Regions from separate parts of the Homo sapiens genome. Here region 2 is linked to region 1. Evidence: chromatin loops called from intact Hi-C (ENCODE). Cell type or tissue: PC-9. All regions are shown on one strand. Region 1 overlaps SND1 (staphylococcal nuclease and tudor domain containing 1). Region 2 has its middle 44 kb from the start of MIR129-1.

What was found. A loop is a pair of places that touch in the nucleus more often than their neighbours do. Peaks named below come from ENCODE experiments on the same cell type or tissue, not always from the same donor. Only the 100,000 strongest peaks of a DNase experiment are listed, where the experiment ranks them.
Region 2: a loop joins it to region 1, with 3 times the contacts of the local background. A loop is called at or near these places in 1 of 110 quality-filtered maps.

The regions. Positions count from the first base shown.
Region 1 is chr7:128,017,985-128,021,984 of GRCh38, forward strand. The region is part of intron 16 of SND1 (staphylococcal nuclease and tudor domain containing 1); the gene reads left to right. Among named protein-coding and RNA genes, the nearest start is that of LRRC4, 11 kb to the right of the region's middle. RefSeq lists an enhancer at 588-1,138. In PC-9, CTCF peaks have their summits at 2,417 (motif pointing left) and 2,625; a DNase peak (open chromatin) is centred at 3,547; H3K27ac peaks cover 2,591 bases.
Region 2 is chr7:128,161,904-128,165,903 of GRCh38, forward strand. No RefSeq gene overlaps it. Among named protein-coding and RNA genes, the nearest start is that of MIR129-1, 44 kb to the right of the region's middle. In PC-9, no CTCF peak of the experiment used is centred here; DNase peaks (open chromatin) are centred at 2,348 and 2,878; H3K27ac peaks cover 2,840 bases.

The sequences.
Region 1 (4,000 bases):
GCCAGTGGGGAACTGCTGAAGTAGCACTCTAGAGTATCACCCGGGAGACCCCTCTGTCTCCTGCCAAGCTAAACAAACCCTGCCCATGCACTCTTCTGAATCACACCTCACTGCAGCTTTGTTCCTTCTTCCCCAGTACTGCTCAGGGCACCGCCTTATGGGAAAGTCCTGTGTGTCAGCAAAAGAAGCACTTGAGGAGAAACAAATTGATATAGGAAGGGGGAGTGCCACCCAGTCATCTTTTAAGTACAAAGAAAGGTCATCGGAGCTGTATGGGGTCCAGGTTGGATTATTGTTGACTCTGCCTTGCTGTGGCAAAAGGGCCAGCTCTCTGGGTCCAACCTTGGGCATTGCCAACCCCATCCAGCTGCTGACAGCCCAGCACAAAGAAAACACATGCTGTGTACACACAGATGGGTTTGCATGTCAGCATGAGCCCATTTTTAGCCTTTGGCCAGGAAGGGCAGTTCACAACACAGTAATTTAATTAAATTTGCCTCCCTCCGTGGCCCACATATTTGAAGAGGTTTGGGGGGAAATGAATCTGGCTGAGGAACATTACCCTGCCGCTCTGGCACTGCCCCAGAGCCAAGCCACTGTACCATAAAGGGTCTCACCATCCTGAATACGACCCAGGACATCTGTCTGCACTGCAGGCTCTCTGGCCGGGCTGCCTGCTGGCACATCTGGCAAGGCAGCCTCTGGAAGCAGTCCGTCTCTATCACAGGCAAGCCACCAGGGGCAAAATAAGGGACTCCCTACCCCCTACTCAAGACCTGCTGGCAACAACTTTAGCAGTAACTCACAATATTAGCTTTCATCACAGATTTCAGTGTATTTAGAGTGGAGAGGACAGAATAAGAGAACCCTCTACCCTCAACTAACATTGAAGCCTCAATAACAGCTATGATCCTAACTTCATTGCTGTTAAGGCCACATACCTGTACTTCTGTCCTGGAAATGACCAGTATTTAGGGACCTGAAATTGAATCCCTTACCCTTACTTCCCATGAACTTATTACCACATTTCACATCTCAAATGTCCATCAGTTTTGTCCATTATGTCTGAGCTTAACCCACACTCCAAACTCCAAAGACCTGCCCCCCTCCCCACCTCAGCCAGCTAGTTCCTCCTTGAACTGAGTTCATCAACTCATCAGGAGGCCACTTCTCCTGTGGTCACCCCCTGGTCCAGAGAATCTGCCCATGATGGGTAGTCCTTTCTTATTGCTAACCCGTAACCTCTCAGTCCGCCTTTTCTGTCCTAAGTCAGCTGTACCAAGCCTGCTAGGGAAGAGCATTCTCTTTGGTTATCTTTCTCTCTCCCCATCAATAGCACATCCTCCTGGCTAACTAATGTCTCTTGTGTAATGATAGCAGCACCTCTGAGAGAAAGGGAATTTCTCTGGCACAGTTCGTCTCAACACCAGCATAACACAGGCTGTTGCTTAGGAGTGGGAATCATTAGAGTCAGGCCATTATTGGAGGGGACCGGTCTCTAGGGGAGCTAGCAGAAATTGCCGCTCCTTAATGGATGGAAACTCATTTGCCTGAAGCCCCTGCCCTCCTCTTTATTTTCTCTGCATTCCTCACCTCCCATTGCTTCCCAGCTTTGAAGTTGAAAAGAGAGGTAACTCCACCCAATGCACATTTCTGCTAAATTAACTTGGTTAGAAGAAATCCTTGCCTGAAAGCACTGTTCTTTTAGAATGTTTCTATTGGGACTTCACTTGAAACCATCATGAAGAAGACAAATTCTAATTAAATGTATGTGATAAAATTATAGCCAGGGCCACTCTGTTCCCAAGAGAGGATTTGAGATGGGAGGAAGAGGGGACAATTTCCTAGCTTTCTGGACCCCAGTTTCAGGGTAGACCCCTGAGTCAACCTGGGCTGCCAGAGCTTTCCCTCTGAGGGTCCCCTTGCTTACACAACACTAGGAAGGCCAGGGAGGTAGAGCGGGACTCCAGGCTTCTCTGCTTCTCCAAGGGTCTGCATGACCTTGAACAGACCTCTAACATGATTTAGCTTTCTGCAAGCCCTCCTGTCATGTTGGGATAGATGTTACCTTACTACCCTGCACTCTTGTAGAGAGAAGGGGAAGGCCATGGAAGCAACACATGCCCCTTTTGGTTTATTAGCCATGGGGCTGCCATCAGAGCACACATGCCCTGAAGAGAAAGGAAAGTTGCCTGATTTCTCAGCTCTTCCTGTTTGAATGAAATCATGAGTGGGCACCATCTGTCTCAGAGCATTAAGCACAGATAACAGTACTGGTGGGAAAGGCCTTCCCCCCTCCCAAAAGGGAACTATAAAGGATTGCATCAAACTGCAAACTCCAGGGGGCACTAATCACTTTGCCATTTCTGTAAATGGCGCCCCCTGGAGTTGTAAGTCATGGTGGCCCTGCCGGCGCTCAGCAATTGCGCTAGGTCGCGAACCCAGAGACTACAGGTAAGGTCTCTGCATCACCAGCTATGTGACACCTGGGCAAGGCACATCTTCCTGGGCTTCATTTTCCTCATAAATAAAATGTGAGGGTTCAACTAGATTTTCTGAATTAACTTGGAAGTTCTCATTGCCCTCTCCATATCCCGGAAGTTAGGAACCATGAACCTGTGTTCTGTCTCAGTGTCAATTGTCATCCCCAGGTCGGCCAGCCTCGATAACATACCCAGAATGAGAAGGCACCCTCGGCTGACATAACACCACTAGTCGGAGTGGATGTGGACTTACACATGAAGGGGGAAGGATTAAGGAAAGGGAAAGCCTCCAGCGGGCACAATGGATGAAACAGCAAGCGCACAGAATGGGCCAATGCCTTATTCTTCTTGTATTCATCCTTCTCTGTGGCTTCAGAGCCTTTTTTCTGACACACATGCACACAGCACCTCCAGTGCTTGCCGTCTCTCCCCCTCATGAGAGAAACAAAATGAAATGCAAACATGCTTTGAAAGAGCACAGTCTTGTCCTGTCCCTCTGCATCCCCTCTCCTCATTTCTAATGAAAAAAATAGTCTTCCCTTTCCCTGGTTCCTTCAACAGTCTCTTCCTTAGGTTATTTTTTTCCTCTCTCCTTTCCTACTCCATCCAGACTTCCCCCTGCCTAATCTTAAAGAGATGAATTGGAAGAATATGCAGTCGTGTCAGAAGGATGCCATTGTCAGTTCACACAGGCAGACACTAATAGGATAAAGTATTATCTGACTTCCTTTAAGTCCAGAAATTAAGTCTTCTTGCAATGGCAATAGATTATAACTTATAACCACTGTGGCTGGCAGGCTGCAGAAACAGGCTGTTAGTATCTGAGGCCTCAGCTCCATTTCTGGGCCTATTGTGAGGGATGCACTCAGCATTCCTCCAAACACAGCTGCATGATCCAGGGAACTGGCACTTGGCTCCTGGATGGAACTGCCTCTGTGGAGAGCTGCCTATAACTCATTCAGTTCACCTGCCGTGGGAGAAGCTGTCTGAATGGTCTTAATGAACCTGGATGAGTGGGCAGGTAAAGGGAGGAAGCCAGGGTCTTGAAGACTGGGAAGAAGTAGCCCGAGGCAAGGAAACCAAACTTTGCACAGGGAACACTTAGTGTGTGAAAGCTCTTCTCAGTCATCCTTGCTGACTCATTGAGCAGGTAGTAACTTATCTAGTGACTAAATCAGCACCAGCTTAGAGACACAGGGAAATGAGGGTTGAGACCTTAAAGGAACTGTAAAAGAGACTACAAATTAAGGAGTTGCCCTGGAGAGGAAATATCATGAGAAATGTTAGGAAGAAAGAGCCATCATTCTTCAAAATGGAGGGCCTCATGCAGGATTTCCTAGGTCCTGTTATGGCAGATGAGTGTACTCAAATGGGGAATATGGGACAGGAAACCTGATACAATAATTAATTGAAGGGTATTTTTTTATTAGTGGGGCTATAAGAAGGTAGGTGGGGGCTGGGTACAGTGGCTGACGCCTGTAATCCCAGCACTTTGTGAGCCCAAGGTGGGCGGATTG
Region 2 (4,000 bases), 140 kb after region 1:
TTAGAATCAGCTACAGAGCCATTCAAGATGGTGCCCTGTGTGTTAGCGCTCAATGCTGGAAGGCATTCTCTCATGTGAGCCACAAAACTACCCTGTAAGATGTAGTACTCTTACTGTCACCATTCTACAGAGGAGGGAACAAGAAACTTAGGAAGTTTAGGACATGGTTCCTGGTCAGATGGCCAGTGAGTGGGAAGCCAGGATTTCAGCAGATAAGATTTCCCTCTAAACCACTACTCTATAGTCTCTTAAACTATATTACAAGTTAAAAAATAATTATTTCTGATAGTATACCACATAATTGCCAATAAATCACAAAGTATGAGTGAAAATTTAAAAAATATATAACTGCGTAGATCTCACCCCAAACCAATGGCATCTGAATTTCTGAGGAGTGGGGCTGGAGTGTCTTTGCATTAGCTTTAGGGTCAGCCCAGCCTTACCCCTAAGTGATTCCAGTGTGTAGCTGGGGCTGAGAACACTTCTTTATCCAGTTGCTCCCATCTATGTCTCTTCCTCTAGTTCCTTCTCTCCACCCCACGTCCTACTGGCCTTTGGGATTCAGTCTAAGTGTCATCTCCTGTGTGGACCCGGCCTGCTTTCTCCAGCCTGCCAGAGTGCTCCATTCTCTGAACGCCAATTGCAAAACTTGTCCACCCCAGCTGAGCTGGCACCTATTCTGCCCCTCGGTTGGAATTTAGCTCTTGATTTTATGCCACTGGATCCCTGGTAAGTTTCCATATTTAGTCATTTGCTTCTCAGCTACCTCCACCTCTACCCCAAAAAGAGTGACAAGCATAATCATGCCTCTATCTGAAAGCAAGACTTGAACTCAGGGTTCTGCCAAGTGGTATTTTTGGCCCAGGGCTCTTTTCCTAGGGATTGGAAACCAGAAACATGTGGGGAAACAGATTGTGACTGAGGGGCAGGGGCATCAGCATGGCAGAGGAGTGTGGAGAGGGCCCTGCATGCCTCTCAGATGCAAGCTTGGAAAGTGGCAGGATGATGATGGAATGATGGTGCCTCTAGGGACGTTTGGACCTATGAGCTGGGAAATGTTGAGAGAAAAGCCTGGGCAGGGCCTGGGTTAGAATTTGTTGGTCACGGAAGAGGAATTGAGAGAGGAACAATTTCAGCATAAGTGACATTGGGCCAACTGAGGTTGTTGAATGACTGAATGAATGGCTCTTCAGTTGTATTCTTAGGAAGAATTTGGGGGGCTGCAGCACCTTCGCTGCCAGACAAGAGAGGCAAAGAAGGGGTCAGATGGAGGGTCTGTTGGAAAGGAGAGAGTCTGTGGCCACCAGAGGCCCAGCCAGCCAGAAGCCAAATCCCAAGAGGGTATCTCACTCGGCCATCTGCCCACCTGTAGCCCCTGGATTTGAGGGCCATTGATTCCTTGGCTGGGCCAATTTCCACTGCAGTCGAGGTCATTGCCAGGTCTCCACGTCTGTGCTGATAACTCTGCTTGATGATCCCTTTCCTCCAGTGTATGAAGGAGGTGGTGAAAGGAATTGCAGGGAAGGAGCATCACTTATCTTGAGTTATACCAGGACCTAATGGCAGTCCTGGAATCAGAAGCCAGCTCTCTTAATTCCTGACCAGGCTCTTTCTTCTTGACTCTGTTGCCAAAGTTAGTCACTTTGCCATTGTGGGGCTCAGAACAGGGCCTCTGGTTGGGGACTGGGGGGCTCTCCTCCTGGCCCATGTTCAACAGGAGGTCCCGGGTCTTCCCTGGCTGAGCCTATTCTTGCAAACTATGTGGGGGCTGATGTAGGACATAGAGTGGCCTCTGGGGAGACAGCCTTGTGGATCCTCACTAGGTCATTGGCCCTTCTGGCCCCATTGCCATCAGCGTCATATAGTGAGATCAGCTGCCTCCAAGCCCCATGGGAGGCCTGGTGTGAAGAGCTCAGCTCAGCAATGAAACCTATGGCCCATGTGATCAACAACATCCTGATCTCAGCAGACTGCTGATAGAAGGAGAGGTTAAGACCTATTCCAGAGCATGATTGGATTGGACAAGACAGCCAAGGTGCTCAACACATCAAAGAAGTCTTTCCACAAATGTGGCCATTCCTGCAGTGCTGCCATGGGGGAGCCACGACAACTTCAGTTCAGGCAACAACCCTCACCCCTCAATTGTACTCCAGCCCAGGTGACTGGGCCTGTGGGGAATGTCTAACCCAAGGGCTGTGATCTCTGGACACCCCAGGAGCCTAGAAGTGGCCTGAATCAGAGGCTCTCATTAACCTGGTGCCGACCTGAGTCATTCTGATTCTCTCCTTCATAGTAATTTGAACTGGAGATGTGGTGAGAAAGCCAGAAGGAGGCAGGGACAAATGAGTCATGAGCAACCTTCAGCGCAGCACTCCAACCTGGCATCTTGCAGCTCCTGCTGCCTCAGAGCTACAAGATAGCCCAGGGAGTCAATAGAGCCCCAGTGCCAAACAGCATTCCAGGTTCCCAGCCCCCTTCCCCTGGCCCCACCCCGCTGCATTCCAACGATAGCTAAGTCTGAACATACCTGGACTCCTAATTCCCTCCTACCCTTGTGCCTCCTCACAATGAGCCTGGTTACCTGAAGCAGCCTGTTACCAAAGGCCCCCTCAGTGGCAGCACAGACACTACTGGGGAAGAGCATCTCAGAGGCAAAGTGGGGTGCAGCTGTCCCTCCCACACAGAGAACTCCTCCACTCCCACCTTGGAGGATAGGGAGTGTTACATGAGGAGACCCGGCAGGCCCCTGGGACTCACAGGCTGCCATCAATGTGCTGACAGGCCTGGGATGCAAGGCTGAACAACCTGGGGCAACAGTGTGTCCAAGATAGGGCTGGGCCACAGAGAACCAGTCACAAGCCTGCATGTGTGTGCTGGGCAGGCAGCTGCCACATCCTTGCTGGCTGAGTCAGACCCCTTGGTCACTGAGTCTCCAGTTTATTGTTATTCACTGAATAACAGAAGTTTCTGTGGGCCCAGATGAGACTGGGGTCTGTCTGTCTTGTGATTGTAAGGCACTGGCTTTCCTGCCAAACAGCTCATTGCGCAGATCCAGGGCCTCTCTCCTTGGACCTGGGTGGACTCCAGGATCTCCTGCTGAAATAGCCAGGCCTCTCCTAGCCCAGGTCTTCAGAGATATCAACATCAGCACCACTCTGCATCTCAGGACAGGCCCTCGGCTGAGAGACAGTAAGCAGATTGCAGAGCTTCCTAGGCACCTACTGTGTGCCTGAGTGGCACAGCTGGGCCACATGGAGCACATGGAGATGGGTGAGACCAGCTTCCAGCTCTGAGAAGTTACAACCCAGCAGGGAGATGTGCAGCTTAGAGAACTAATCATCCCACATTGACACTGCAATGTGATCAAAGCCTTGAGAGCCATTCCCCATGATCCAGGGACTAACGGTAGGTGAGCTCATAGCTCTGGGGATCAGAGAGGCCTGCACGGAGGAATCAGCATTAGACCTGGGTTTTGGCGGCTGCATGGACTTCGACATGGAGAGGTAGATGGGAGCAATGGACTGAGGCAGTAGGTTCCCAAAAAAGGGACTTTCAATCTTTGCTGACACAACATTAATGTCAGTTGTGCCCAGGACTGTGCCAGAAGCAGCTGGGGGAACAGAGGTGAGTGCCATGTGGTCCCTGCCATGAGAGAGGGCCAAACAGGCAGATTTTGGCTGCAGCTCAGTGGGACAGGAGCTGCAGGTGAGGGAAGGGCAGCAGCGGTGGAGCCCAGCAAAGCAGCCTTGGTGCATGTCTTGCTGGGAAACAAGCACAGAGAGAGGGAGGTGGAGCCATAACCTGACCCTCCCCATCTCCACTTGATTGAACCTGAATCTGAAGGCATTGGAGAGCTGCTTTCGGAAGTCTGGAGCAGAGGCTGATGATATGGAGGGAAAGACCACAGATGCCATCTTTTTGGGGGCCAGCCTCTCAATGTCACTATTCTCCGAGTGTCCCTTGATCAGGTTTCCCCAAATATGTCTCCAGGGAATATGCA